2 separate regions of the Homo sapiens genome follow, and region 2 is linked to region 1. Evidence: read pairs that join two places in POLR2A ChIA-PET (ENCODE). Cell type or tissue: CD4-positive, alpha-beta T cell. All regions are shown on one strand. Each heading gives the region's core, and the rest is flanking DNA. Links, peaks and the distances in the headings are about the cores only. Region 1 overlaps KCNJ1 (potassium inwardly rectifying channel subfamily J member 1). Region 2 has its middle 14 kb from the start of PRDM10.

The links. Peaks named below come from ENCODE experiments on the same cell type or tissue, not always from the same donor. Only the 100,000 strongest peaks of a DNase experiment are listed, where the experiment ranks them.
Region 2: POLR2A ChIA-PET joins it to region 1 with 5 read pairs; 2 of 35 experiments call an interaction of 5 or more read pairs at or near these places.

The regions. Positions count from the first base shown.
Region 1 is chr11:128,842,630-128,858,137 of GRCh38, reverse strand. KCNJ1 (potassium inwardly rectifying channel subfamily J member 1) reads left to right here. Exons shown (of 3, transcript NM_153766.3): 2 at 7,248-7,417. LOC107984409 (a long non-coding RNA gene) reads right to left here and starts at 705. Exons shown (of 3, transcript XR_001748442.2): 1 at 648-705. RefSeq lists an enhancer at 12,591-12,690. In CD4-positive, alpha-beta T cell, for the core only: no CTCF peak of the experiment used is centred there; no DNase peak of the experiment used is centred there; H3K27ac peaks cover 558 bases.
Region 2 is chr11:130,009,323-130,024,830 of GRCh38, reverse strand. No RefSeq gene overlaps it. Among named protein-coding and RNA genes, the nearest start is that of PRDM10, 14 kb to the right of the region's middle. RefSeq lists a silencer at 1,306-1,385 and an enhancer at 5,345-5,394. In CD4-positive, alpha-beta T cell, for the core only: no CTCF peak of the experiment used is centred there; no DNase peak of the experiment used is centred there.

The DNA of each region.
Region 1 (15,508 bases), core at 10,943-14,942:
TCACCATCCCTCCCCATCCTGCCCCATCCCTCCCCATCTCTCGCCATCGTGGAGCTTCTCGCATTCCCTTTGCCCACTCTATTTTATCTACATTTTCTTCAGTTTCTCCAAGCTCTTGCACAGGGTTTAGCTGCTCTTGCACTTTTTAAAACTTTTAAACCCTTTATTAAGCCAATAAATGCTAAAATTAGGTAGTTTTTAAAAATGTAAATAAATACCCAGAAACACATTTTTATGTATGTTTTCAGGCACAATATTGAGTTCAAAATACATGAGATCTATGTGCTATTACTCACTGTAGAAAATCTAAGCTTAACTTAAAAAGACAAGATGGGGACAATGCTCCCAGGTGCATCCTGAGCCATTGCACAGGCACTCGTCCTTGCCACCTGTCAGCATTGGCACTTATGAATCCACCATGTGCAGTGTCCACACCATCCCTGGATGTTTGCTTGGTCATTAGTTCAGTGAGCAAGTGAAAAACTAGCTCAGCTACAACTTAGAGAAAAAAATAGCTTCTCTCTCCCCTGGCCTTCTCTATTTGGAGAGAGCCCTGAGGCCCAGTGAGCAGTGTTGGGTATAACATAGGGATGCAGCTGACAGGTCCCTGCACTTGTGGCACTCCCAGCCCAGGGGAGGGCACTGACCTTGGTCAAGAAAGATTTTTAGAGTCTCTACTGTGGGTCCACATGCTGGGTATTCAGAGGAAGGCAAGACGGGCTGCTGTCCTGGAGGGTGTGTTCTGTAGAGGGGAGATCGACAATAAGTGAATGCATCACCAGCAGGGAAATAAACAACCAACCTGACAGCCACTCTTGATAAGAGATGGAAAGAAGCCAAGACAGGATGGAGTTCCCACTGGAGCAGTGGGTGCTACCTTAGATTGGATGCTAAAAGGCTCTCGAAGAAGGTGGTGATGGAGCTAGGTCCCTAGCGACATGGAGCAGCCAGACATGGGAAGGCCTAGAGCGGAGCAGCCCTGAAGGAGGAAGCAGCAGGTGCCGAAGCCCAGGGCAGGAGCTGCGCCGCACATTGCAGAGCAGAGGGGGTGGGAACATAGTGAGCTAGGTGACAGAGGGGATGACTTTGGGCTGTGGAGTGTGGCAGAGTCCTGGCTATATGGGGCCTTGAGGTCATCAGAACAGGGGGAAGCTGAGAAAGGTCTCAGCAAGGCAGCAGCATGATCCGATTTTCAGGACTCCTTCCTCACTCTGACGGTGTGGACTCTATTATGAGGAGAAAGAGGCGGTGGACAGATCAAGGAGCAGGCGAGTTTTGTAGCCCAACCAAGGAATTATGGTGGCCTGGCAAGCAGAGGAGATGAAGAGAAGAGGACAGACAGGTCCTGACTATATTGTGTAGAAAGAGCAGACAAGATTTGCTGATGGATTGCGTGTGAGGTGAGAGGAAGAAAAGAATTAAGGGTGAATCAAGGTTTTGCTTGACTCGGGGGTGGGTGTGCCATTGACAGGGCTGAGGATGATCTGAATTGAACAAAACCAACATGAAATCAGTTGTATTCAGTGCTAAGAAGGAAAAGAAGATGGTGCTAGGACATTTTTTTAGAGTAGGAATTTCAGTCCAAGATGCCTATGCCCAGATGTGCTGTCCCAGCGTACATCACATGTGGAGCTGCCCCTCCCCTGCTCCCTCTTCTGCGGTCCTCTCTCTGCCCTGCACTCTGAGGGTGCACATGCACCTCTCACCCCAGCCTGGTGGCCATGGTACCTGCAACCCTGGCCAAGAGCTTCCAGAGAAAGGATCACGCCAGGCATCCATCACCAAGCCCTGTGCCCTGGTTGCCTCCGGGTCTGGAAGGCTGGTCGTGCTAACCTCAGAGGAAATTCAGTTGGTCTGGCACAATTGCATCCTTCTCGTCTAACCTAATCTCATCATTCCATGGGCAATCTTTTTCTCTCTGATCCACAGCCTTTCACCACTTCATTAATTTGTCCCTAGCAGCCGGATAAACAGTCTTCTCCCTCTGGGCCTCATGTACACAAAGATGCTTCTGACAGGCCCCTTGAAAGCAGCTCAGAGCCTGCTGTCTTTTCCCGCCCGGAAGTTCTGGTGGGAGAACCTTCTTTAAGAGGCTCCAGGAGGGGATGAGGGGAGGGAGAAAGAAGACTTCCCAAGACCTGGCAAGAGCCCCGAGCAGGACTATGCATCCTTCCTGCATTTCCTCTGCAGCTCACACAGGCACAGTGGTACCGTCCTTGGGTCTGGCAGGTGAGAGCTGCCTGCCCAAATCCAGACCTGGGAGTTAAAACTGATTTCCCCAAGTGCCAACTCAGCCTTTGGCTGTCCCAGTCCTGATCTCTTCATCAGAGCCCCTCAGCCCTGCTAAACAAGGAAGGAGCCTGGCATTTATTGTGGCTTTCCCCATACCAGATCCTCTACTGGGCCTTCCCACACTTAATCCTATCTCAGCATTGGGAAACAGATTTCCTTATTTCCATGTTCATGGAGGAGAACGTTCAGGTTTAGAGAAGCCAAATAACTCACTCTGATAACAAGTGGAAGAGGTGACGTTTAAGCCCAGCTCTACACCGCCTTATAGCCTATCCCCTCACTATTTTCAAGGCACCTGTGGAGCCCCATCTTTGCTTTGCCAACCTCATTTGCTGCCTCTTTGCAATAATGTCTTCAATCTTAATGCTGATCACAGCTTGGACCTCACACCCTCTGGGTGCCAGGGAGCCAGCATTTTGGTTAGTACTAAGCCCAGTTGTCAATCTCATCACAATTCCTAGAGGGCTTCCTTCTATCCTCTTTTCTCCATCTGCTCCAGTGAAGCTCAGGGGACCTTGGCAAGGTGGGAAAGGTCAGGACTCAAATGATGTTGGGGAAAAAGAATAAACCCATCACTGAAAATGGGTACAATTATTGGAAATGTGGGAGGGTAAGAAAAGTGAATCAGGAAGACAGTATGTCCAAAACAACAAAAAAGAAAAGAAAAGGAAAGAAAAACCGTAAACAGCTCACAATGAGCTCCAGGGTTTTTACTGCTCCTTACGTTTCTTAGCAACTATTTTTTGTTTGTTTTCCAGGCTTAATCGATTACATTGAGAAATTAGCTCTGTAAAATCCCCAGGTGAGCTGCTGGGTCATGCACCAGTAAGCTGCAGAGCTGGAATTCAAGCCTGACTCCAGATACGTGTTTCAAGGCCAGAGACTCAGTGGGGAGCCTGCACGTGCGCTCCAGCTAGACCACCTTGTTTCTTTTCATAGGAGTTAGTACTCATAGCACACCAGGGGCTTCAGTTTCTTTCCCCAAACCCATCGTGCATCTATGATACTTAAGAAGATCTAGGTTTGGCCCTGCAGGTGTGTCATCAAACAGATCATTACGATTTGTGCTAATCCAGATTAGGATGTTGAGAGGTGGTGGTTGGGGACATTCTTTGTAGCTCTTGATAGTGGCCCTTATTCAGGAAGTACGCAAGGAACATCCAGCCCTGCCTTTGAGAAAGGGCCCAGCCTCTGGACATGCACAGTGGGAGGTTTCTGTCATTCTCCCGTGAGTCCTTGAATGTAGACTCAACACAACTCTGTGCCCTGTTGTCACCCAAGAAAGCAGCAAGGTCCCCATCCCAGTCACGTTCCATCCCTCTCTCTCCTTGGTGTATGTGGTGTGGGGTGGGGAGCAGAGGTAAGTAGTGGCACGGGGGAAATGTGGGGCAAGGCGGGGTTTTGAATGGGCCCGTGGGCCTCTGGCTTGTCTGCGAGGTCATGCTGAGTCTCTGGAGGGGCTGGCTCAAATGGGAATTGGAACATCCGCGCTGCTGACTCCAGGAATACAACAAGGGCTATGGGCAAGGAATAAAATGCTCAAAAACATTCAAACAAAAGATGTGCTGAAAGAAGGAGAAAGAGGGAGAAAAGAAACCGAGCTCCCAGGAGAGCCGAGAGAAGGAGCTCTTGCTTGGCTGGTGCAGTAGGAGGGACCCTGTGAGTTTCCTCCCATCCCACAGACCTGCCCTCTGGCACTGGGAGGTGTGAGGGACTTCACCCTGGAGCTGCCAACCCAGGATCGTAACCAAACACCGTTCTCAGACCTGCAGAGCCCAGGTGCAGGTGGATGGGTGGGTGGGTGGGTATGAGGGCCCACGGGCCAGCCTGGACTGCTTCACCCAAACACACCTGGGCAGCAGCAGGGAAGAGCTTCTCCTGCAGACCCTGGGAGAAGAGACATCTCCCACACTAGCAGAGGTTCTGTTTAGCAGTGAGGGTGAGCAGAATAATACTTTCCGTACTCCAAGCTCTTGTGGCAGAGAAAATCATTCTGATGGTGGTGCCTTCAGGAGCACAGTAACCACTTGCTAGAGAAGGCAGGTGCTGAGTTCAGCCGAGGTTCCAACAAGGGCCCAAAGGCATGGGGAAGTGGGTTGAGAGTTGAGGGGAAGTCGGTCGCGACTGTACTGTGTGACAGGCACTTTACATGTGTGTTTTTTCTATCCCAGCTTTATTGCAATATAATTCTCATAAAATAAAACCCACTAATTTGAAGTGTGTAAGAGGTGGTTTTCAGTGTATTCACAGAGTTGCACAGCCATCATTACAATCAATACCGGAACATTTTCATCACCCCCAAAAGAACCTGGTGCCCATTAGCAGTCACTCCCCATCCGCCTCTTCCCCAGCCCCTGGCAGCCACCAGTCTAACTCTCTTTCTCTGTAGATTTGCCTATTCTAACATCTCATCTACATGGAATCATACAATCTCTGGCCTCTTTCACTGGCCAAATGTTTTCCAGGTCCATCCATGTTGTAGTATCTACCAGTACTTTATTCCTTTTTAGAGCTGAATAATATTCCACTGTATGGATATGTCACATTTTATTTATTGATTCATCAGCTGATGGACATCAACTGTTTCAAAAGCTTCCACTCTTTGGCTATTATGAATAATCCTGCTATTCACATACTCATTTTACGTGGATATGTGTATTTCTCACTGAATCCTCATAACAACAAAGGCACTAGAATCATCAATATAGTATGGAAAAGTGCAGCTCAGAGAGGTTAAGGAACGTCTTTGAGACTGAAACGCTTCTTTTGATTTGGCTTGATTTTGATAGAATGGCAAATAAGTGGAAATAAAGTGGAATTTAATTTTACCTTTTCCAGGTCATTATACACACCACTGAGTGAAAAGAAACAAGGAAAGGAATGAGAGAAAGTGCGTCAGCAGGCCTTTTGTAGGTACCACCGGCCTCTCCTGAGAGGTCGGTCTCAGTGAGGGCCCTGAGCTTGCCTGCCTTGGCATGGCTCTAAGGTCTAGGGGGATGCCCCCCTTCCTGCTTGTCTTCCTTGTTTCAGAGGCAGACACGAGGATTGGTCAAGAGCAGTTCAAGACATTTGCTGGAGGACGCAGCTGGGAAGTCTCCCGGGCAGTGTCCTGTTCTGAGAGGGCTCCTGGGTGGGCTGTGCCCGGTAATGAGGATGGGGGCATGCTAAATGCCAGCAAGAAGAGCCCCAGTGAGAAGACTCCAGCATTTGCTGAAGGGCAGCTCTATGGCATGGAACAAAGGGTCACCGAAGCTGCTGGCTCTGCTCCCTCTGGCTCCAGGGCTTTCCCAGAAAGCACTTGAACATGGGAGGGTGGGTGATATGACGTGCCGCTCCATTAATGTAACTCTGATGGCTTGGCAGAACCCAAGCCGAAACTGGTAATCATTGACCCTTTGAGGGTCAATGATACCCGTGGGCATAGCAACGGAGTCAACAGAAATGCTGGCTCTTCCACTAATCCCCTAGAGCCTGGCTCTTCTCACCTCCTTTCTGAGAAGCAGGATGCTATTGCAGCCTGCACAGTAGCAAGAGCAGCCCAGGATTAAAGGCCTCACAGATAGGGACAAGATTGCCTCCTTTCATTCAATGCATGGCAGGAGCTTGAAGGAGAAACTGGAGTTGCACGTAGTATGACTCAAGGTATTAACAGCTTGATCACGTTCTATGTCCAAGTGTGGTCTAAGCTCTTTCCATCCATCTGTAAGATAGATATAAAAGCCCCCATTTTTCAGATGAGGAAATTGACACACTGAATACCCAATGTTAGAGCTAGTAAGTGACTGATTTCAGATTCAAACACTGGAAACCCACTTCTTAAATCTTACCCCATAGGCCACTTGTTGGGACTGGGACAGAGAAACTTCAAACACGCTAAGGTGTGGGCCTAGAAGGCATCCAAATCCCTCTCCAAACCCAAGCACGTGGTGCTCTGTGCCTTAGATCTTGTGTGTCTGTGGAAGCTGGGCTACACCAGCCTTCTTTGCCTCATGCAACATAATGAATACTAGTCTCCGAGTGTCCATACTGAAGACATTAGTTGAATTTTTTCCATTTTATAAATTGTCAAGGTTGGGCATCCTATATGTTTTCTTTAAAACAAAGTGTACATTCTTGTTGCAGACGCTCGGTAAAGCATGTTCAGGCCTCCCGTCCACATGGAATCCATTCCTTTCTGGTCTGGAAAGACTGAGTTGATTTAATACCAACCCAAACCACACAGAACTAGAAGGGTCAGACTAATAACAGATCTCTGCACACATAATAGCTACAACTTTTTAATAAACACTGGAATTCCTTCATTAAACTCCAGTGCCATTTGAGGTGGGTGGCTGAATATGAGACTTAAGAACAGTTTCATTACAGATTTATCCGGTTTTTAGAACAACCATCTCCTCCTCAACACACACACAGGATAAACAAGTGGAAGAATGATTATTTGATTTGCAAAAATTATTCTTCACTTTATAAAATAATCCACTATAGGATTCCTATAAATATCTAATATCCTAATGCATATGTAATATGATTCACCATACACAATTTCTGTCTACATACATCTTTTGAGAGTATACAGTGATTTCAATATGGAATTATATATCTAGATGTGTACAATGATATTTTCAAGGCAGTGGTGTTCTTTTTAATAGTAATAAGAATAAACAGACCATGAGAACAGGAAAGACTGTGGATCATTGTGTTAATTTACTTTTCAATCCTAAATTCACTAGAAACTAGAATGGGCTAGTTAGGGAGATGTGGCCTCAGTGTGTGGTAGAGGTTTGAGAACTTGGGTTAAAGTTGAGTCCACTGGAGCCCAAGCTGACCTTTCTACCTTTGCTGATGTGGAGGGTCCTGTGTGTTCCTGGTCCAAACTAACTGAAGTTTCACCCTGGCTTCTGTGTGGGCCTGTCCTCTGTCTCCAGACAGTAGCCATATGTGTTGTATTTTACCAGGTTTCTTCTCTACTGTGCCTTCATCCCCATCCTGGGCCCTGACAAAGACAGTGTGACAAGTTCTGAGCCCCACAGGTGGAATCCCAAACCAAGCAGCTCTTGCTGGTCACCCCAAGATCTACTTATACATGAAGTTTTGAAAATCATCTCCTGAACCTCTTCTGACAGAGGTGAGTGGCTTGATTTTCAATAAGCAACTATTGGACACCCCAGGCTACAAGAAAGCTAGGTAAGCATTTGGTTATGCAGAGCCTCTTAAGCAAAGGCTGTGGGACCTAGTCATTTGCCCTTGCAGGTTCTGCAAGTACTGAGTCCCACCACCAGCATCAGAGAGTGGTGTTAGGCTGGCATTGCTCTCTCCACAGCCCCTTTCAAAAATCAAGCACTTTGAGTCATTTACACCTTCCTATATCTGTTTATTTCCTTGACAGATACCTGTTGAGCCTCTGTTCTCTGCCTGGTGCTGGGGTAGGCAGGGACTGGGGACATGGCAGTGGAGGAGACAGCACAAAAGTAAATGTATCAGTTAAAATTACTGTTCATACCACAAATGAAAGGAAAGCATACAGTCAAATTTTGCAAGGAGAGGAAACTTGATTTAAATGGGGAGGGGGATCTTCTTCCTTCTTTGAGAAACTGACATTTAAATGTCTTTCTGAGAAATGACATTTAACTTGAGGTCAAGAAGTTGGCAAGGGGGTGGGTGTGGCGTGGGGGAGAGTAGAGCTCCAAGGGTTTCCAGCCGAGGAAATAGCAGGTGATGTAGGCCCAGAGAGGTTAAACGACCTGCTCCAGCCTCTATGGTTGGAGGCGGGGGGGCCCTCCGATGTGTCCTTTTTTGCCTTTGTATTCCCAGTCTGCTTCCTGGACATGACCTCAGTACTGACTCCAAGGTCAAGAGCTTTGCCCTCTGCTAGAGCAGTGAGTGTATGGGGCTGGCTCATCGTCACTGGCAGGTTTGCCTTATCCACCAGGTGGTGGGTTGGCGGGCGGGCAGGAGGGGTTGGAGGTGTTGCCTCCTCTTCCCACAGGAGCCATTGTCATCACACCAAACTTCTGCCTATAGAAGAAGTAACAACACCCTGTAGAGGCCTACAGATGTCCCTAAGTGTAAAATGTCACTCCCACAACCTCAGGCCGTTTGCTTATGCCAGGACAATCCACAGAAGCTTCCAAAAAAAAGTATGATGCTGGACAGTGTATCTTCAGCTGCTCTCATGGCTGCTTCTTAATTCTGTTGATATCATAACCATTTCTAAACTCTGCCTGGCTCTGCCAGGCCCCTCTCATGACATCAGGGCCTATGGTCTTCTCCTCCAACACACACCCTCAGATCCAACCCAGGGTACCTGCTGCCCTCTCCATCGAGCTCTCTCCTTCCTCCTCTTGTAGTGCTTTTGTAGATGCTGCAAAACCCCAGAAAACTGTCCCCTCCTGATCCTTTTATGCTCACTATCTAAAAAGGTTTGGACCCTTGCTAGCTCTCACCCTCTCATGTGATCACTCACACAAAGCAAGGAAATGTATAGAAAACCATTCCTGGCGCAGAGTAAGTTGATGCTGAATAAATATTTACTTTCCCTCTACATTGTTTACCAACTGTGTTACATATGCTTTAGGGCTTAAAAGCAAAGACTTGTCAGTTGGGAAGATCTAGATTCTTCTAATCTTTGCTCTTTGGGCTTTCTGCTTTGTGACCTTGGATAAGTTGCTTAACTTCTCTGAGCCTCAGTTCCCAGCCTCCTAGAGTTACCATGAGTTTAAATCCAACAACACCTTTAAGAGATTTTGTATCCGTGCCTCGGATGACACTACAGGCCTTTGGGGGCCCAGAATGCCACTACTCCAGAGGGGCACCGCTGGCATCGTGCTCCAGGGGGCGCTGTTCACTGAGACTGCCGCAGCGTGTGTCTCCAGCAACGGGCAGCAGACTACAGAAGCCCATTCTGGCCGCCTTAATGGCCATTCCACACTCTCTGGAGACTGTTATCAGCCCCAGCCTTTTTCTTCATTCATCTGTGCCTTGCACTTCCATTTTTACCTTGGTTTACCTTCTCAACCCTGGCTCAATCCACTTATATCCAATAAAGCAACACTTTCCCTTAAAGTGCAGTACTCTGAATTTTAGAAGAGAAAAATTCTTAGAAAATCTCTAGTATAGCCAAGTAGCTCCCATTGTGTGGCAGTGAGTTTCTCCTGTCCCCTAGGGTGCTCCAGCTCCTTGTCACTGTTCCTCACAGCCCCTGAGGATGTGCTGCTCTCTCTTTAAAACTCTGAACAGGGCAGGGATCAAGTGCTTCTTTTGGTCTTTCTTCATACAGCTGAGACATGCTAGCATTTCTGAAATATCTTAAGAAACTATTATGAAGAACAACAGGAAACAATATTGGAAATACAGAGGCCAGGCATGGTGGCTCACACCCGTAATCTCAGCACTTTGGGAGGCTGAGGGAGGAGGATTGCTTGAGGCCAGGAGTTCAAGACCAGCCTGGGAAACATAGTAAGACTCCATCTCTGCAAAAACAATAATAACAACAAAATCAGCTGGGCATGGTGGTGCACACCCGTGGTCTCAGGTACTTTTTTTTTTTTTTTTTTTTTTTGAGACGGAGTCTTGCTCTGTCACCCAGGCTGGAGTGCAGTGGTGCGATCTTGGCTCACTGCAAGCTCCGCCTCCCGGGTTCACACCATTCTCCTGCCTCAGCCTCCTGAGTAGCTGGAACTACAGGCGCCCGCCACCACGCCCGGCTAATTTTTTGTATTTTTAGTAGAGACGGAGTTTCACCATGTTAGCCAGGATGGTCTCGATCTCCTGACCTCGTGATCCACCCACCTCGGCCTCCCAAAGTGCTGGGATTACAGGCGTGAGCCACTGGGCCCAGCTGGTCTCAGGTACTTTGAGGCTGAGGCAGGAGGATCTCTTGAGCCCAGGAGGTCGAGGATGCAGTGAGCCGTGATTGCACCACTGCACTCCAATCTGGATGACAGAGTGAGACCCTGTCTCAAAAATAAATAAACAAATAAGAAACAAAAGAAAAGAAATGAAAAAGAAAATACATACAGGATAAGCATTCACCTTCCAAAGCATTGATTTCTGACTACAGCAAATGTGGGCTGCCACCAAAGACTGGTAAGACCTCACAAACACCCTGCCCGGGTTCAGGCTTCACTAGCTCCCAGTGGTGGGGACATCACAGCTTCCAGCGCTTCCCACTGGGACCCAATCAAGGTGCCAAGAAGAGGTATAGGTTTTTGTGGTCAGAGTATAGTTATCTTAGGATAACCAATGGCTTTGGGAAACAAGTTAGCTAGATAGAATTCAAAAGCCGAACTTGAAATTTTTAACTCATTTTAATGGCTTTTTCTATTTAACTTGGCTATATCCTTGATTCTTCACTTCTTCATACAGAAACAAACATATGTACCAATTGCACATAGGCATGTAAGACTTGTGGAAGCCACGGAATGGAATTGGTTCTCACCAGTGGGCTTGTAAAGTGGTTTTGTTGTGTTATAGTTACACTTATTTCCTGTGCTCTTAGGGTCTTCAGTGGTCAGTGCCCTCCAGTCAGAAAGCACCAGTAGTACCCTGTATTTGAGCAAGTTGGACTTTTTGCAGCTATGGAGAACTGCACCATAAACAATCATGGGGCGTCTCACTGAGAGGGTTTTGGAAAGGACTTGCATAGGATCTGGGCATGTTTCAGGTGATGCGGCGGGGGAGGCTTAAGGAAGCAATGCTTTGCTCTGGATTAGGGGCTGTTAGGGAGTAGTGATGATTCTATGATCAAATATGTTGATAATTCTTATTATCTAGGTGAGAAGACTGACATGAGACTAAAGCTGTTCTGGGGAAAGAAACAGCAGACACTCATCAGGATGGGGGGATATTCGGCCATTTTGTGGCTTGGACAATGTTTGTGTTTTGTTGGTGTTCAGACATGATTACAGAGTGGCCTTGTTTTATCCCAATCCATCATGATCTGAGTGGCCTGGTCTGAGGCTGATGATTTGTGAGATTGCTTGTGTTTAACAGGAGCAAGACCCAGCCTCATGTGCCAGGAGAACCAAGACCTCGCCGGTAGTACGAGGTCACCTTCCAGTGGCCTGCTTTTCCACAGATCCAATCCTAGTTAATCCTAATCCTAGGGTGAGAGAAGAACAGCATCAAGCCTCGGTACCGTCGCTCTGTTCAGCCTTGCCAAGGATAATTCTCTCCCTCTATCCTGTTCCCACCTCTCCAAGACAAGTCTTTTGCCCTGATTATAGAGAAAACCTTTATAAAACATGTTTGTATTTTCCAGATCTTCTGTTGCGCACTGGGAGGATGGGCTCTGAAGCTAGCATAGTTGATAGACCAGATATGTTGTCAGAACCTTCATCACTCTCACGGAAGCCTTTTCCTCCATTGGCTGTAGTCTCCAATATGGCCCATTTCGCTCCAGGAGGTAGACCCCGATTGGCCTGGACCAGTGACCCCTGATTAAACTGCCATGCTAGTTTGAAATTTGGGAACCAGTTATAATAATTGTAGCTATTTATTGCATAATTACTATTTTCTAGGAACTTTACCTATGCTATTGCATTTAAATCATACAACAATGTTTGAGAGTATATTATAGCCATTTCACAGGTGAGGAAACTCACCTGTATCAGCAAAGGTCAGTGGTTTGCTTAGCTCACCTGACTCTTGGGTGGCAGAGATAGGGTTCAAATCAATGTCTGTGCTAACCCGAGCTAGAAGCCCGTCGACTCTGCCATGCTGCCCCTAGCTGTTACCTCTTCTGGGAACATTACTGGCCAGGATCTCCTATCTTCTCCTGATCCCCTGTGCACAAAAGGACAAGTTATTCAGAAAGTGATACTCTGGATGGCTGGCCCAGAGACGCCTACAGAACACAGTGTGCCTCCTGAGAGTACCAACACCATCAGACCTTGTGATGCTTCAGCCCTTTTTCCCCAAGCTCTCTTCTCTGGAAGGAGGGAGGCACCTAGGAAGGCCCTTGCTGTACACACACCCTGGATACAGACACACTCTGGTTCATAGCAGTGGGGACCCAGGAGTATGCTCACCCTACAAAAAAGTAGGGTATTCCTGAAGTGCATTCCCAAGTCTAGCCTGGAAGAGTCCTGAAGCTCAGATGCCCTCTTCTATGCCCATGAGGCCAGGAAAGATGGTTTCTACCAGCCTTGCCAAGTTCTATCTAAAAAGAGCCCATGCTGTTCCCATGTGAGCTGCCTGATAGTGGTAAAGACATCAGAGATAACTTCTCTGGCATTACCGAACAGAAGGGAAATGCCACTCTCTGTCTACTACAGGTTCTGGATGTGATAAGTGTAGTCTGTGGAGCTAGATGGTTTACTGCTTCTCGGGGCTCTGAACCTTTGCAGATCCAGCAGGGTGGTGATCCTCCAATAGCTTGAGATGATTTTCATAGAAAACAGGAAGTCCTCCACAGCAGCAGTTAGATGCACTTGTTTTCCTTCCTTAGCAAAGCTGAGTAAGAATACAAGCCCAACACCCACCCAACCTTCTGGGTCTCCTCTTTGGGACTGCCTTAACATCGTGTCCTCAATCATTTCAAGGCAGCAAACCTGCCACATTACAATTCTTGAATTACTTATTCGTGAACAACTTGAGAGCAGGGACTGTTACCTTGCATTGTTTCCTAGCATAGCACCTGGTATATAGTAGATGCTCAATAAATAATGTGTTTGTTTAATTATATTGATTAAGAAGGAAGGGGCTCTGCCCCATAATCCCATTCAATCATTGCAATGGAAAATCCTCAAGAAATGTTTCCAGATTCAATCGACTGTTGACAAAGCAGTAATTTTTTCATAGAAACGAATTTCTTCTCCATCACGGTTAGAAAGGGACTAGAGAAAATCATCTGACTTCTCCTCTCAGGCCACATAGCTCATATTTCCTACCTCTAATCTGAAATCCTGACTCTCAGAAATGTCCTAAAGTTACCTAAGGATGTGCATGAGCTATGAGAGGTTTGGCTGAAAGGCAGACTGCAATAAGTGTTTTTTTTTTTTCCATTTCTATAGAGGAACAATAGACTTTTAATTCTAAATCAGAAGCGGTAACAGCCATGCCTATTTTCCCTTTCCCCTCTTTGACATAGTGGCTGTTTGACTGCTGAGCAGGCTGGGGTGGTAAGTGCTGTAAGAAATCCCAAATTCTGAATGAATTGTTCTCAAGTGGATGTCTGTGGAAGAAGAGCTTCTGCACCTGGGTTCATCAGATTCAGTAAGGACCACAAACTGTTGGTCCCTCCCTTAAAATGAGCACATGCTGATTAAAGTAGATGTTGCATAAAAATGAAGCACATATTTTTATGGAGAAAAGGAAATTCAGGAAGAAAATATGTTTGCTTTCAAGAATTTGAAGGGCTGTTAAATGGAGGAGACTTCAGACTTATTTAGAATTTTAATGAGATTTCTCTGAAGCACAACTAGAACAATGTTCTTTATAACAGTTTCTCCTTTCGTTCTATGAAAAAAACCTGTCAAATGGTACACCAAGTGCAGAGTCCGTTGGCCCTAGCTTGCCTTTGCAGCCCAGTGTCTCACTGAGGCTTTCTATGCTCCATTATTTGCTTACTTGGAACTTCTTTCAGCTCCCCCATGTTTTCTTTCCTTGGTTGCCCCTGCCTGGGTCACACAGAAGACTACCCTGTAGTGTGGTTAGTAGTGCACACACAAGACATCTCCATTAGAGTGGGAGCCACCAGATACTATGTGATATAAGTGACAGTAAGCTCATTGATTTTATATTCTCATTGATTAATGTATTTATCATCATTCAGCAAATATTTATAGAGTTTCTACTATATGTGACTCTAACTCATCTTCAGGGCTTGGCCTCAGGGTTACAGTTCTGCTCATCAAAATAGGTGCTCCCCAGAGTGCTCCCACTGTTTCATATCCTGGCATTCATCACTGGTCATTTCATAGATTATTGACACATTTGCACCACCCTCTCTGCTGAAATGGGAGTTGCATGATAACAAGGACTGAGTCCATTACTTCTCTGATGTCTAGCACAATGGTCAGCACACACAGTCAACATTGGGTATCAACATATCATCATTGAATAGTGATTGATAAATAAATTAATGTATACATAAATGCAATGAGTTTTCTGCCAGTTGAAGTATGTTTGCAAAGAAAGGGTGGATCCCCAGCTGATGGGGATCTTTTTAAAAAGTTATTCTTTTTGGCATTATACCAACCATGCTCGGTTGTGGTTGATTTCCTTAGTTCACTTCCCCATTAGACTATGAACTCCTTGAGAACAGGAAGAGTTCTATTTGTCTTTGAAATCCTACAGAACAAGCATACAATCAGTGTTTGGGAAGTGCACAAAATGTCTATTTTCTGAGAATGGATTGTTTATAGAACAAGAATGCTGAGGCACTAAAGAAAAAGTGGCAGTAATGTAATCCGCTTGTTTTGCCAAGCCACTAAAAATACCTTGGTAAATATTAGCTAATGTGCAGCCCTTTGCTTGCTATTAAGATTTACTGATTTCAATAGAAAGGAACCTAAAAACTGAGCATATTATATAACCCAGACACCAGGGACAATCTCTAATCACCTAAGAGTTCATAAAATACATATTGGCTCTGTCTGTGGTTAGATTAAATGCCATTATCTAAAAAAAGTAGGATCTGTGCAATAATAGGTCTGCCATGTGAATGACAGTTTTGGTTAGTGGATGAATTTATCCTGTATCATTGCATTCTCTAAGAATAATCCCTCTCACTCTGAACAAATAAATCAATAGCATTGGCTAACCCAGTGCATGTAAAAAACACCTTCAGTAAATGCCAGGTTTTCCCGAATAATAAAGACTTCCAACAATAAAGACTTCTTTTAAGTCTGTTTCTTACATAACTGTTGTATGGAGAGATTAACATGGTATCTTGTTTCTTCCTGGTGTGATCTTACTTTTGTCTTGTAAATATGTACTTATGTCTGTATGTTCACCTGCATCTTTGTGAACCCTTGGAAAACTCAGTATTTCAGTGGGTTTCAGAGAATAGGCCGGGAGATTGATGATAAGTAAGTGTTTCCGGCCAGTTGTTATTAGGCACAACTTTTAGGAGAAACAAGTGAGCGATAGAGCGTGGCCAAGGAGAGGAAGGCAATGCTGGAACCCAATCCATGCCTGCTGCCCAGAGACCTTAGCTGATGGCTTGTCATGTCTTAGCATGTTGGTATTCAAGCCATGTGATGTTGGAAAGAAA
Region 2 (15,508 bases), core at 7,570-11,569, 1.2 Mb before region 1:
GTAGTCCCAGCTACTCAGGAGACTGAGGCAGGAGAATTGCTTGAACCCAGGAGGCAGAGGTTGCAGTGAGCTGAGATTGCACCACCACACTCTAGCCTGGGTGACAGAGCAAGACTCCATCTCAACAACAACAAAGAATGTCACTGTCTTTTTAGTCTTCTCACAGGCTTTATTGCCATATGTGCTGGAAAAATCCATCCAAATTCTTTTCATCTGATTTGCATGAGCAATATCTATTTCTGAGGATTATTCATGGATTACCCATAAATATTCAGAACAATGTTCCTGTAGATCTTAATCTTTGCTATATTTGGCTTAGGGTTTTGTTTTCCAAAAAATTTTCCATTTCCTTTCTCCCATTCATCATAAGATTCTCCCTAGTTTACCATTTGGTCAGCCACGATATTTGCAATCTCACTTGGATCAAATGGGACCATGTATATGGAAGGCTCTGTGTGTTGTAGAACACTATACAGAAAGAAGAGTTTTACTCCAGATAGAAATATTTTGCCCTGTATTGCGTTTTTAAAATTAAGCTTTAAGTAAACAACAAAAAAGATGTCTGAATGTTTCATCAGTGAAAATTCTTAGAAAGTATTTTCTATCTGGCCGGGCGCTGTGGCTCAAGCCTATAATCCCAGCACTTTGGGAGGCCGAGGCGGGCGGGTCACAAGGTCAGGAGATCGAGACCATCCTGGCTAACACAGTGAAACCCCGTCTCTACTAAAAATACAAAAAAAAAAAAAAAATTAGCCGAGCATGGTGGCAGTCGCCTGTAGTCCCAGCTACTCTGGAGGCTAAGGCAGGAGAATGGCATGAACCCGGGAGGCGGAGCTTGCAGTGAGCCAAGATCACGCCACTGCACTCCAGCTTGGGCAACAGAGCAAGACTTCATCTCAAAAAAAAAAAAAAGAAAGTATTTTCTATAATGTTTTCGGGGAGCTGTCATTTAAAACACGAATCATTCATATCTTCTTAGCCTACTCTACTAAAGGTTTTGTGTTTGTTTTTGTTTTTCTCTTTCCATTTTCCTTCCCAGTACTACTTCTCTGTTCCTGTTTGTAAGGAAAGCAAGCAAACCACTGGCCCAAAGTATACAACTGTTTTTCTCTTCCATCCCTATTATGTTCTTTTGTCATTTTCCCTATTATTGTTCAGCTAGCCATCAAGCCAAATTATAAACATGGGGGAAGATGATGGCAAAAGGCCACTGTTGGTTTAAAACAGGCTGGAAAGCAACCTTCTCCAACAAACAGGTAGCAATCCAACACAGGTGAAAGCACACAAAGGGGCTGCTGGGCTGTGACCCATGAACTCCCTTGGGACCAACTGGTGTGATCAGAGGAAAGACAATCGCAGATTGCTCAGTTGTGTTTCCTGCTGTCAGTGAGGAGTAGTGATAATCAAAACTAGGCTTGGCAAGTGAACAGACCATAGGCAAAGTGGTGGAGCCAGTCAAGCGTGTCTGGGGCAGAAGCCTTGACCTCAGGCATTCCAGAAATCATTTCTAACAATTGAGTCATCTCACACATCTCATTTTTTGAAGGATCAAGTTAAGTGCATAGTAGGTTCACCATAAACTTGTATTTTTCTTTGGCATTTCCTGTGATTTTTGTTACTCTTTATGGAAAACTATTAATTTGTATTTTGTGTCTAGTCACCAAACTCTTGTAGACTTAACTGTATACTCTGCAAGTAACGATAATTTTGTTTTCTCTTTTCTAATAATTATCTCTTATTTTTGTTCTATATTTTATTGCATTGGTTTGAATTTCCAAGGCAGTGCTGTTGGTTTGCAGAGACAGGGTTTCACTCTGTTGCCCAGGCTGAATGCAGTAGTATAACCACACCTCACTGCAGTCTCACACTCATGGGCTCAAGCAATCCCAGCCTCAGCCTCCAGAGTGGCTACTACTACAAGTGTGTGTTACCATCCCTGGCTAATTTTTCAGTGTTTTGTGGAGAGTGGGGTATAGCTATGTGTCTGGAATTGGTGGGTTCTTGGTCTCACTGACTTCAAGAATCAAGCCGCTGACCCTCGCGGTGAGCATTACAGTTCTTAAAGGCGGTGTGTCCGGAGTTTGTTCCTTCTGATGTTCGGATGTGTTCGCGGTTTCTTCCTTCTGGTGGGTTCGTAGTTTTGCTGGCTCAGGAGCGAAGCTGCAGACTTTCGCGGTGAGTGTTACAGCTCTTAAGGCGGTGTGTCTGGAGTTGTTCGTTCCTCCCGGTTGGTTCGTGGTCTCGCTGGCTTCAGGAGAAAAACTGCAGACTTTCACGGTGAGTGTTACAGCTCTTCAGGCAGTCTGGACCCAAAGAGTGAGCAGCAGCAAAATTTATTGCAAAGAGAGAAAGAACAAAGCTCCCACGGTGTGGAAGGCGACCCGAGCGGGTTGCCACCGCTGGCTCGGGCAGCCTGCTTTTATTCTCTTATCTGGCCCCACCCACGTCCTGCTGATTGGTAGAGCCCAGTGGTCTGTTTTGACAGGGTGCTGATTGGTGCGTTTACAATCCCTGAGCTAGACACAAAGGTTCTCCACGTCCCCACCAGATTAGCTAGATACAGAGTGTCGACGCAAAGGTTCTCCAAGTCCCCACCAGAGTAGCTAGATACAGAGTGTCGATTGGTGCACTCACAAACCCTGAGCTAGACACAGGGTGTTGACTTGTGTGTTTACAAACCTTGAGCTAGATACAGAGTGCCGACTGGTGTATTTACAATCCCTTAGCTACACATAAAGGTTCTCCACGTCCCCACCAGACTCAGGAGCCCAGCTGGCTTCACCCAGTGGATCCCGCACCGGGGCTGTGCACCCTGCGCCCTCACTCCTCAGCCCTTCGGTGATCGATGGGACTGGGCGCGTGGAGCAGGGGGCGGCTCTCGTCGGGGAAGCTCGGGCCGCACGGGAGCCCACGGAGTGGGGGGAGTCTCAGGCATGGCGGGCTGCAGGTCCCCAGCCCTGCCCCGCGGGAAGGCAGCTAAGGCCCGGCGAGAAATTGAGCACAGCAGCTGCCGGCCCGGGCGCTAAGCCCCTCACTGCCCAGGGCTGGTAGGGCCGGCCGGCTGCTCCGAGCGCGGGGTCCGCCCAGCCCACGCCCACCCGGAACTCGCGCTGGCCCGCAAGCGCCGCACGCAGCCTGGGTTCCCGCCTGCGCCTCTCCCTCCACACCTCCCCGCAAGCTGAGGGAGCGGGCTCCGGCCTTGGCCAGCCCAGAAAGGGGCTCCCAGAGTGCAGCGGCGGGCTGAAGGGCTCCTCAAGTGCCGCCAAAGTGGGAGCCCAGGCAGAGGAGGCCCCGAGAGTGAGCGAGGGCTCTGAGGACTGCCAGCACGCTGTCACCTCTCAGCTACATTGCCCAGGCTGGTCTTGAATGCTTGGGTCTCAATCAATCTTCCTACCTTAGCCTCCCAAAGTGTTGGGATTACAGGCATGAGCCATTGTGTTCAGCCTCAAGGCAGTGTTAAATAATATATGGGGCATCGTTGTCACCTCTTTTTTTTTTTTTTTTTTTTTTGAGACAGAGTCTCGCTCTGTGGCCCAGGCTGGAGTGCACTGGCACCATCTCTGCTCACTGCAAGCTCCGCCTCCCGGGTTCATGCCATTCTCCTGCCTCAGCTTCCTGAGTAGCTGGGACTACAGGTGCCCACCACTGCGCCCGGCTAATTTGTTTGTATTTTTAGTAGAGACGGGGTTTCCCCGTGTTAGCCAGGATGGTCTCAATCTCCTGACCTCGTGATCTGCCCTCCTCGGCCTCCCAAAGTGCTGGGATTACAGGCGTGAGCCACCGCGCCTAGCTGTCACCTCCTTCAAAAAAAACAACAACAACAAATAGAGACGAGGTTTGTTACCCTCGCTATGTTGCCCAGGTTGGTCTCGAACTCCTGTACTCAAGTGATCCTCCCGCCTCAGCCTACCACAGTGCTGAGATTACAGATGTGAGCCACCATGCTTGGCTCTATTTTTCTTTTTATCATCTATTTTTTTATAGGAATGCTTCAGTTGATTATCATAAGTAGGATATTGTAGAGGGTTGAATTTTATCCCCCTAAAAAGATATTCAAGGTCTAATCCCCCTCCCCCTCCTCATACCTGTGAACGCAACCTTCTTCAGGAATAGGGCCTTTGTAGATGTAATAAGTTAAGATGAGTTTATACTTGATAAGGGTGGACCCTATATACAATGATTGTTGTCCTTGTAGGGAGAGGGAGATCTGGAAATGAATACAGTTCAGGCAAGACGGGCAGGTGAAGAAGGCAGAAGCAGAAAGTGAAGTGATGAAACTGCAAGTCAAGGAATTCCAAGGATTGCTGGCGAACACAGGAATTTAGGAAGAGGCAAGAAAGAATTCCTTCCCAGAGACTTCTGAGGGAATACAGCCTTGCCGATAGCTTATTTCAGCCTTCTAGATTTCAGAGCTGGGAGAGAATGAATGTCTGTTGTTTCAATCTTCCAGTTTATGGTAGTTTGTTCCTAGGAAACTAATACGTATATTGTTTATCTTTGAAAATAGGTATTTGAGAACATTTCTACTTCTCTTTGACTAGGATATTTTGTAAAATTAATAAGGAATAAGCACTCTTTAATCAAATAAGTTTTTTGCATCTTGCTTGCTAAAATGTATGCATTTTTTAAAAAGTATGTATTTTAGTTTTAAAATTGTCTGTATATGTATATGCACATGAATTTAATATTTTATATAAATCCATAAATGCAATCATGTTATATATCTTGAATTTTATGTTTTTCATATTGTGGTCTTTTTCTTCTCGTTTTGCTTTGCACGCTCCTCTTCTCCTGCCCCTCTGCCTACTTCACCCTAATCCACATACCCAGGTAACTGTATATTCACAGATGTTTATATATTTGCATACACACACACACACACACACACAGAGATTTTTTTTTCATTATTTGTTTTACAAAATGAAATATCACACATGTGATGGTCAACTTCATGTGTCAACTTGATTATTCCCTCAGTTACTAATCTAGCTGTTGCTGTGATTAAAGTCCATAATCAATGACTTTTAGTAAAGGAGAATATCTTAGATAATCTGGTTGGGCCTCATCCAATCAGTTGAAAGGCGTTAAGAGTTGAACTGAGTTTGCCGGGCGTGGTGGCTCACGCCTGTAATCCCGGCACTTTGGGAGGCCGAGGTGGGCGGATCACCAGGTCAGGAGATCAAGACCATACTGGCTAACACGTTGAAACCCCGTCTCTACTAAAAATACAAAAATTAGCCAGGCGTGGTGGCGGTTGCCTGTAGCCCAGCTGAGGCAGGAGAATGCTGTGAACCTGGGAGGCGGAGCTTGCAGTGAGCCGAGATCGCGCCACTGCACTCCAGCCTGGGCGACAGAGCGAGAGATTCCGTCTCAAAAAAAAAAAAAAAAAAAAAAAAGAGTAGAACTGAGGTTTCTGGGAAGAAGAAATTCCACCTGCGGGTAGCAGCCTCAGCCCATGCCAGAGAGTGCCACCTGCCCTTCCTTGTGGCCTGCTCTATGGATTCAGACTTGCCTAGCTAGACCCGATGATTAATCGATCAATTGTGTAATTGAATTTCCTTCAACAAATCCCTTATGATGTCTCCTGCTGTTTCTGTTTTCTTAATTGAGCCCTGACTGATGTAACAGACTTTTTCTCATTTTGCCTTTTTCATTCAGCAATATATGTTGGAAATTATTCTAAATCCACTGACATAGCTACTGTTCATCCACTTTAATTGCTGCATACTATTTTCTGGTGTAGATATGCCATTAATTTTTGACTGTTTCCAGTTTCATGCCATTATGGAAAACGCTGAATTAAATGCCTTATATTGGTTATTTTCTTTCCTCAAGATAGAATCCCAGAATGGAGAACTTTTGAGTTAAACAATTATACAAACATCTCTTATAATATGTATATAGTCATAGTCATCCCTTGGTATCCTTGAGGATGGGTTCCAGGACACCTGTGGGTACCAAAATCCACAGATGCACAAGTCCCTTATATAAAATGGCATAGTATTTGCGTATAACCTACACACATCCTGCCATATCCTTTAAATCCTTTCTAGATTACATATTACAATACCACATAAAAGTGATGGTCAATTTTTTGTGTCAACTGGTTATTCCATCGACGACTAATCTAGGTGTTGTTGTGATGAAAATCTATAATCAAAGACTTTTAGTAAAGGAGTATATCTTAGATAATCTGGGTGGGCCTCAGAAGGGAAGGGAAGAACTGAGATTTCCGGGAAGAAGAAATTCCACCTGTGGATAGTAGCCTCAGACCATCAGCCTCAACAACAATACAATGTAAATGCTATGTAAATGGTTGTTATACTGTATTGATTCTTTTTTTTTTTTTTTTTGAGACAGAGTCTTGCTCTGTCACCCAGACTGAAGTGCAGTGGAACTATCTCCGCTCATTGCAACCTCTGCCTCCTGGGTTCAAGCAATTCTCTTGCCTCAACCTCCCGAGTAGTTGGGATTACAGGCGTGCACCATTACGCCCAGCTAATTTTTGTATTTTTAGTAGAGATGGGGTTTCACCATGTTGGCCAGGCTGGTCTCAAACTCCTGACCTCAGGTGATCTGCCAGCCCCGGCCTCCCAAAGGACTGAGATTACAGGTGTGAGCCACTGCACCCGGCCTTGGGTGGGGACACAACCAAACCATATCACCACTATATACTTGATTCTTATTTGTATTATTTTTAATTGTAGTATTATTATTTTTAATTGCTTTTTTCCAAATACTTCAAATCTTTGCTTGGTTGAATCCATGGATGGGGAACCTACAGACACAGAGGGTGGACTGTATACCTTTATACATATTTAATTTTAATTGATGTTACTACCTCCCTTCCTAAAAAGCTGGAACAATTCATAACACCACTAATATTGTATGAAAATACAAAATCATAGGTGCTACTGTTCTTTTTACCCTTTTTCTGTCTGATGAACATAAAGTGATATTTATAATAATAGTTACTTTAATTTCCATAATTCCTGATATGTAGTTTGAGCATTTTTAATACAGCTTCTGGCATTTGGATTTGTTTTCCCTAAAATTTTCTTGATATTCTGTGTCTATTTTATCATTGGGTTGTTTGCCTTTTCTTATAAATTTGTAAGAAATTCCTCTTTGTTCTCTGGTCTTGCTCAGTGGCTCATGCTTGTAATCTCAGTATTTTGGGAGGCCAAGACTGGTGTATTACTTGAGCCCAGGAGTTCAAGACCAGCCTGGGCAACATAGCAAAATCCTCTCTCTACAAAAAATAGGCCTGGCTCAGTGGCTCATGCCTGTAATCTCAGCAATTGGGAGGACACGACAGGTGGATCACTTGAGCCCAGGAGTTTGAGAACAGCCTGGGCAATATGGCAAAACTCTACAAAATAAAAGATAATAAAATTAGCCAAGCATGGCAGCGTGCACCTGTAGTCTCAGTTACTTGGGAGGCTGAGATGGGAGGATTGCTTGAGCCTGGGGGGTCAAGGCTACAGTGAACTGTGACTGTGCTACTGCATCCCAGCCTGAACAGCAGAATGAGACCTTGTCTCAATTAAAAAATAAATAAACAAAACGAAATTACTCTTTGTTCTATCGCAAAAATTTTAATGTACTGTTTATTGAATTTATTTATGGTATGTATAGCTAAAGTTTTTGTTTAGCTGTATGTAAATATGCCTATTGTCTTCATTATAGTTTTTGTTTGTTTGTTTTTACAATTACAGTTTCTCGGCTTCAAAACTTGGGTAAAGAAGGTCACCATTGTCCCTAGAAGAGATGGTACAGGTAGCATCTTAGATTGTCTTACAAGATGTATATTTATTTATTTTATTTTTTTTTGAGATGGAGTCTCGCTCTGTCACCAAGGTTGGAGTGCAGTGGTGGGACCTCGGCTCACTGCAAGCTCTGCCTCCTGGGTTCACGCCATTCTCCTGCCTCAGCCTCCCATGTAGCTGGGACTACAGGTGCCTGCCACTGTGCCCGGCTGATTTTTTGTATTTTTAGTAGAGGTGGGGTTTTGCCGTGTTAGCCAGGATGCTCTCAATCTCCTGACCTTGTGATCTGCCCACCTTGGCCTCCCAAAGTGCTGGGATTACAGGCGTGAGCCACCATGCCTGGCCTTGATGTTTATTGCTTTATTGTTGTATTTGTCTTTAGTCTTTTTTAAATTATATATTCACCTAAAAAAACCCAAGAGACCATAATAAATCTTAATCATATTTTAAACAAAGGGAGAAGTAAATTCTCCTTTTCAAATTCTTAGCCAACTTAAAAATGTTCTTTGATTATTATAATTTTCAGAAATTCCAAAGCAATTTTAATAGCACTATTGAGTTATAATTGACATATAATTTCAAAATGTTGCCTTTGGAACTTTTGCAATCCCTCCCCTGCCAACCTCTCTTCACTCCCCAGGCAATCCCTGATCTGCTTCCTATCACTGCAGATTAGTCTGCATTTTCTAGGATTTAATGTAAATGGAATCATGCAGTAAATACTCTTTTGGGGAGTCTGGTTTATTTTACTTAGGATAATTATTTTGAGATCATGTTGTTGCACATATAACTAGTTCAGTTCTTTTTATTGCTGAATAGTACTAGATTGTATGGATATACCACTTCTATTGGTCCATTTTCATGCTGCTGATAAAGACATACCTGAGACTGGGCAATTTACAAAAGAAAGAGGTTTAATTGGACTTAACAGTTCCATGTGGCTGGGGAAGCCTCACAATCATGGCAGAAGGCAAGGAGGAGCAAGTCATGTCTTACATGGATGGCAGCGTGCAGAGACGGAGAGAGAGAGAGAGAGCTTGTGCAGGGAAACTCCCCCTTATAATACCATCAGATCTTGTGAGACCCACTCACCATTGCAAGAACACCATGGGAAAGACCTGCCTCCATGATCCAGTTACCTCCCACCAGGTCCCTCCCACAACACGTGGTAATTCAAGATGAGATTCAGGTGGGGATAGAACCAAACCATATCATCACTATATACTTACCCGTTCAAATGTTAATGAACAATCTAGTTTTTGGCTATTACCAAATATAAACATTCATATACAAGGCTTTTTTTTTTTGTAAGATAGGGTCTTATTCTGTCATCTAGGCTGGAGTGCAGTGGTGCAATCATGACTCATTGCAGCCTCAACCTCCTGGGCTCAAGCAATCCTCCCAACTCAGCCTCCTGAGTAGCTGGGACTACATATGCATACAGCTATGCCCAGCTAATTTTGTATTTCTTTGTAGAGATGAGGTTTTACCATGTTCCCTAGGCTGGTCTTGAACCCCTGGGCTCAAGGAATCCACCTGCCTCAGCCTCCAAAATTGGGATAGCAAGCATGAGCCTCATATACAAATTTTTATATGGACATATGCTTTCATTTTCTCTTTGGTAAATACCTAGGAGTAGAAGGACCAAGGCATATGATAGGTATATGTTTAATGTTTTAGGAAACTGCCAAGCTTTTCCCAAATTGCTCATACCATTTATATTCCCACTAACAGTTATGACAGTTCCAGTTGCTCCACATTTTGTTATTTCTTGATGTGGTCAGTCTTTTTATTTTTGGACATTCTATTAATAATAGGTACACACCTATTAGTGATATTGCATGTGGGTTTTTTTTTTTTTTTTTCGTGAGACAAGTCTCAGTCTGTTGCCCAGGCTGGAGTGCAGTGGCACAATCTCAACTCACTGCAACCTCCGCCTCATGGGTTCAAGCTATTATCTTGCCTCAGCCTTCTGAGTAGCTGGGATTATAGGTGTCCGCCACCATGCCTGGCTAATTTTGTATTTTTAGTAGAGACAGGTTTTGCCATGTTGGCCAGGCTGGTCTTGAACTCCTGACCTCGTGATCCACCCACTTTGGCCTCCCAAAGTGCTGGGATTACAGCTGTGAGCCACCGTGCTCAGCCTGCATGTGGTTTTAATTTGTATTTCCCTAATGACTGATGATGTACAGCATCTTTTCATGTGATTATTCACCACGCATATATCTCCTTTGGTGAGGGGTCTGTTTATTTGTTTTTTTCCAGTGAGAAGCCTGGTGTGGTTCTTACTTTTGTTCCCCTATATGTAGTTTGATCACTACTCTGCTGAATATTCAAGGGGGCCTTCTGTACATCTCCAGAGCTCTCTTTCTCTCTGTGTAGCTTTCTTCTGACACTGTGCCCTGCAAACTTGAGTCTCCCTGGAAGCCCAGTCATGTCTCCTCAATTCAGAGAAACTGCCAAGCTCCTCCAGGGTTTTTCACCCTGCACTGCAGTGTGTCATTTTCTGCAGGAAGCTTACGAGAGTTTCTAGAGCTTACTGCAGAGAGCAAAGAGTACGTACTGCAGCTCTAGTTAGCTGGAGCTCTAGTTAGCTGTGGCGCAGGCCTCCTCTCTTTGGTTTCTATCCTTTGTTCCCTTATGTTCACTTTCTTAAACACTGTAATTTTAAATACTTTGTCTGATTTTTTTTTCTTAGTTGTTTTAGGTGAGAGAATAAATACAGTCCCATTTTTCCATCTTGGCTGAAAGCAGAAGTTCTTTACCAAAATGTTTCTGAATTTATATAAAAATAGTACAAAACAGTGTATATGTTTTCTCATGAATTAAAAACTTTTTTATCTTTCTGTAGTGGCCCGATTTATCTCTGGCAGTGCTTTGTGTCTTAAGATCTATTTTGTCTGACAGTAATTCTAGCTTTCCTTCAGTTAGTGTTTGCCTGGTGTCTTTTTCTATATTTTGACTTTCAGCCCTTGCTGTGTCTTTTTTTTTTTCCTTTATTTTTATTTTTTAAAGTTTTTTTTACCCATGACACCTGCCCAGGAGGTTCTGAAAACATGTGCCCTGTGTCTTTATTTTTTAGGTGTCTTTTTGAAAATAGCTTGTAGGTGTGTGTGTGTTTGTATATACATTATTTGTGACTATCTTTTTCTTTTTGTTGTATTGTTTAGTTGCTTTACATGTATTATGATCTGGATTTATTATTATTATTATTATTATTATTATTTTTGAGACAGACTCTGTCACCCAAGCTGGAGTGCAGTGGCACCATTTTGGCTCACTGCAACCTCCGCCACCTGGGTTTAAGTGATTCTCCTGCCTCAGCCTCCCGAGTAGCTGGGATTACAGGTGCATGCCACCATGCCTGGCTATTTTGTATTTTAGTAGAGATGGGGTTTCACTATGTTGGCCAGGCTGGTCTCGAACTCCTGACCTCAAGAGATCCACCTGCCTCGGCCTCCCAAAGTGCTGGGATTACAGGCATGAGCCACTGCACCTGGCCTCTATTATTATTTTTAGACCGGTTTCACTTCTGTCACCCAGACCAGAGTGCAGTAGCGCGATTTCGGCTCATTGCATCCTCCACCTCCTGGGCTCAGGTGATTCTCCCACCTCAGCCTCCTAAGTAGCTGGGACTACAGGCATGTGCCACCACGCACAGTTAATTGTTGCATTTTTTGTAGAGACGAGGTTTCACCATGTTGCCCAGGCTGGTCTTGGACTCCTGACCTCAAATGACCTGCCCGCCTTGGCCTCCCAAAGTGTTAGGATTACAGGCATGAGCCACCATGCCTGGCCTCTAATATATCTTTTAGTTTAATTTTTTAAATATTAAAAATTGTTCTAGAGACAGGATCTCACTGTGTTGCTCAGGCTGGAGTACAGTGGCTATTTACAGGTATGATCACAGGATACTGTGGCCTGGAACTCCTGGGTTCAAGTGATCTTTCTGCCTCAGACTCCGGAGGAGCTGGGACTACAAGTGTGAGCCACCACACCTGGATATTTCTACAATTACATGCTGTTCTTTTGCTCCACATTTTTTTCTCTTCCGTGTCTTGCCTTTTTTGGATTGACATTTTAAATTTTTCTCTTTAATTCTATTTTTACTGTACTGTATTAGAAGTTGTGCCTGTTTATTTGCTTGCCAGTCTCCCAATTAAACATGTATTATTAATAAAATAGAAAATGAAGTATTTACCCTTCTCTCAAATACTTCAAGACTTTTAATACTTTACCCCTGATCAGCCCCCTCTGTAAGTGTGTGCTATTCTGTCTAGTATCTTAGTTTTATCGTGTCATTAATGCTGCAGGTAGACATTATTGTTTTATATATTCAGTATTGGTTTAGAATTACCTACATATTTTCTAATGTTCTGCCTTACAATTCCTTTTTAATTTTAATTTTTTTTAAGACAGAGTCTCATTCTGTCACCCAGGCTGGAGTGCAGTGGCGTGATTTCGGCTCACTGCAACCTCCACCTCCTGGGTTGAAGTGATTCTCATGCCTCAACCTCCCAAGCAGCTGGGACTACAGGTGTGCACCACCACACCTGGCTAATTTTTTTTGTATTTGTAGCAGAGATGGGGTTTCGCCATGTTGGCCAGGCTGGTCTTAAACTCCTGGCCTCAAGTGATCCTCCCACCTCCGCCTCCTAAAGTGTTGGGATTACTGGCGTGAGCCACTGCACCCACCCTAAAATAATAATAATCTTTAAAAGAATTTAGGCTGGGGCTGGGCACGGTGGCTCACACCTGTAATCCCAGCACTTTGGGAGGCTGAGGCAGGCAGATCACGAGCTCAGGAGTTCAAGACCAGCTTGACCAACATGATGAAACCCCATCTCTACTAAAAATGCAAAAATTAGCCGGATGTGGTGACACGCACCTGTAATGTAATCCCAGCTACTAAGGAGGCTGAGGCAGGAGAATCGCTTGAACCCAGGAGGCGGAGGTTGCAGTAAGCCGAGATCATGTCACTGCACCCCAGCATGGGCAACAGAACAAGACTCTGTCTCAAAAAAAAAGAATTTAGGCCGGGCGTGGTAGGGTCATGCCTGTAATCCCAGCACTTTGGGAGGCTGAAGCAGGGAGATCCACCTGAGGTCAGGAGTTTGAGACCAGCCTGGCCAACATGGTGAAACCCCATCTCTACAAAAAATACAAAAATTAGCCTGGCCTGGTGGCATGTGCCTGTAATCCCAGCTACTTGGGAGGCTGAGGCAGGAGGATCACTTGAGCCCGGGAGGCAGAGGTTGCAGTGAGCTGAGATCTCGCCCCTGCACTCCAGGCTAGGAGAGACAGTGAGACTCCATCTCGCAAAAAAAAAAAAAAAAAAAAAAAATTATTGTGTTAATTTTGGTAAAACATACACAACATTAAATTTAGTATTTTAACCATTTTAAAGGTCTCACTCAGTGGTATTAGTTATTTACATTATTGTGCAGTCATCACCACTACCCATCCTCAGAACTTACTCTATAATAAAATGAAATCACAATTCCTCCTTGCATTTTAAATCTTCCGCCTGTGATTGTATTTGTTTTGCCTCATTTAGTACTAATTCTAGTGTAAAATATTTTGGTAGTCAATTCTTTTAACTCTCATTTGTCTGAAAATGTTTTTATTTTGCCCTTGGTTGAGAGAAGCAAGTTTCTCTGATGGATCTCTCTTTAAGGCCAGTTTACTTTTTATTCACCCTTACACTTATTATATCATTCAACTTGATGAAATTATCTTCTCTTAGGCTTTATATTTTGAGTGGGCCCAAGACTCTATCACTGTCTCCTACCTATACCCTGTATATCCTTAAAATAGAAACTCAAGGTGTTAGTGTTCTGCAGAATCCCTTGATGAAAGCCAGCTTTGATGCAGGTTCATCTCCCAGGAGTTCCACTTTGGCTTTAAATTATTTTTTTTTTTTGAGACAAAATCTTGCTCTTGTCCCCCAGGCTGGAGTGCAATGGCACGATCTCGTCTCACTGCAACCTCTGCCTCCTGGGTTCAAGCGATTCTCCTGCCTCAGCCTCCCGAGTAGCTGGGATTACAGGCGCCTGCCATCACGCCCAGGTAATCTTTGTATTTTTAGTAGAGACCGGGTTTCTCCATGTTGGTCAGGCTGGTCTCGAACTCCTGACTTCAGATGATCTGCCTTCCTCGGCAGTGTTGGGATTACAAGTGTTGGGATTACAGGCGTGAGCCACTGCGCCCAACCAATTTTTTTTTTTAATGATCATAGCTTTATAATATATGTTAGCAGATCATATCCTCAGAAACCTACAAGTTTGTTTCTTCTTTCCTAATCCTTGTGTTCTTTTTCTCTGTCTTATTTGCATTGGTTAACCTCTCAGGGCCGTGTTAATTAGAAGTAGGGTAACAGCATCCATCACTTGTTCCTGACATTCAATTGGAATGCTTTTAAAAGTTTAGCAGTAATTGGCTGGGCGTGGTGGCTCACACCAGTAATCCCCGCACTTTGGGAGGCCGAGGCAGGCAGATCACGAGGTCAGGAGATCGAGACCATCCTGGCTAACACGGTGAAACCCCATCTCTACTAAACATACAAAAAAGTTAGCCAGGCGTGGTGGTGGGCGCCTGTAGTCCCAGCTACTTGGGAGGCTGAGGCAGGAGAATGGCGTGAACCCAGGAGGCGGAGCTTGCAGTGAGCCGAGATCATGCCAATGCACTCCAGCCTGGGCAACCGAGCGAGACTCCGTCTCAAAAAAACAAAACAAAACAAAGTTAGCACTAATTATATTTGTTGTGATGGCTTTTTGGACCCAGTTCTTCCTTTTCCTTCTCCTTCTCTTTCTTCCTCTCCCTTTCCCTCTCCCTCTCCCCCTCCCCCTCCCCCTCTTCCCCTTTCTCTTCCTGTTCTTCTCTTTTGAGTCAGGGTCTCGCTGTGTTGCCCAGACTGGAGTGTAGTGGTACGATCTCTGTTCACTGCAACCCCACCTCCCAGGCTTAAGTGATTCTTGTGCCTCAGCCTCCTGAGTAGCTGGTATTACAGGTGTGTGCCACCAGGCCTGGCTAATATTTGTATTTTAAGTAGAGATGGGGTTTCCCCATGTTGGCCAGGCTGATCTTGAACTCTTGACCTGAAGTGATATGCCTGCCTTTGCCTCCCAAATTGTTGGGATTATAGACGTGATCCACCACGCCTGGCCTTTGGACCCAATTTCTATTATACTGATGAAATATCTCCTTATTAAAAATCTCTAATATCATAAAATTTGGGTTTCTGCTTAAGGCTTTCTCATATTAATTGAATTTTACTCTAAAATTTAATTATCTGATGTGCTATGAAATATGAATTCCTGCTAAAGCCTTTCCTAAATCCAAGGTATTCATAAGGTTTTAATGAGTATGAATTCTTTGGTGTCAAATATGGCATGACTTCTGTTTGAGATATTTCATTAGTTTTTTTCGTTGGTATTGGTTCTCTTATGTAGAGCATTGGCTAAGAATGGACAGAAGACTTTACCACACATTTTACATTCATACTTACGGGTTCTTACATGTACAATAAGCAGTATGATTACAGAGAAAACTTCTGCACCCTTAGTATAGGGTGTCGCCCTCGTCATGAATATTGTAATATTTAATGATGAATAGCTTCTGCCCGAAGATCGTTGCACTTTCATTATCTTTACAGGGCACCCCTCAGATCTGAATTTTCTTTTCTTCTCTTTTTATTTTTTGACAGGGTGTCACTCTGTCACCCAGGCTGGAGTGCAGTG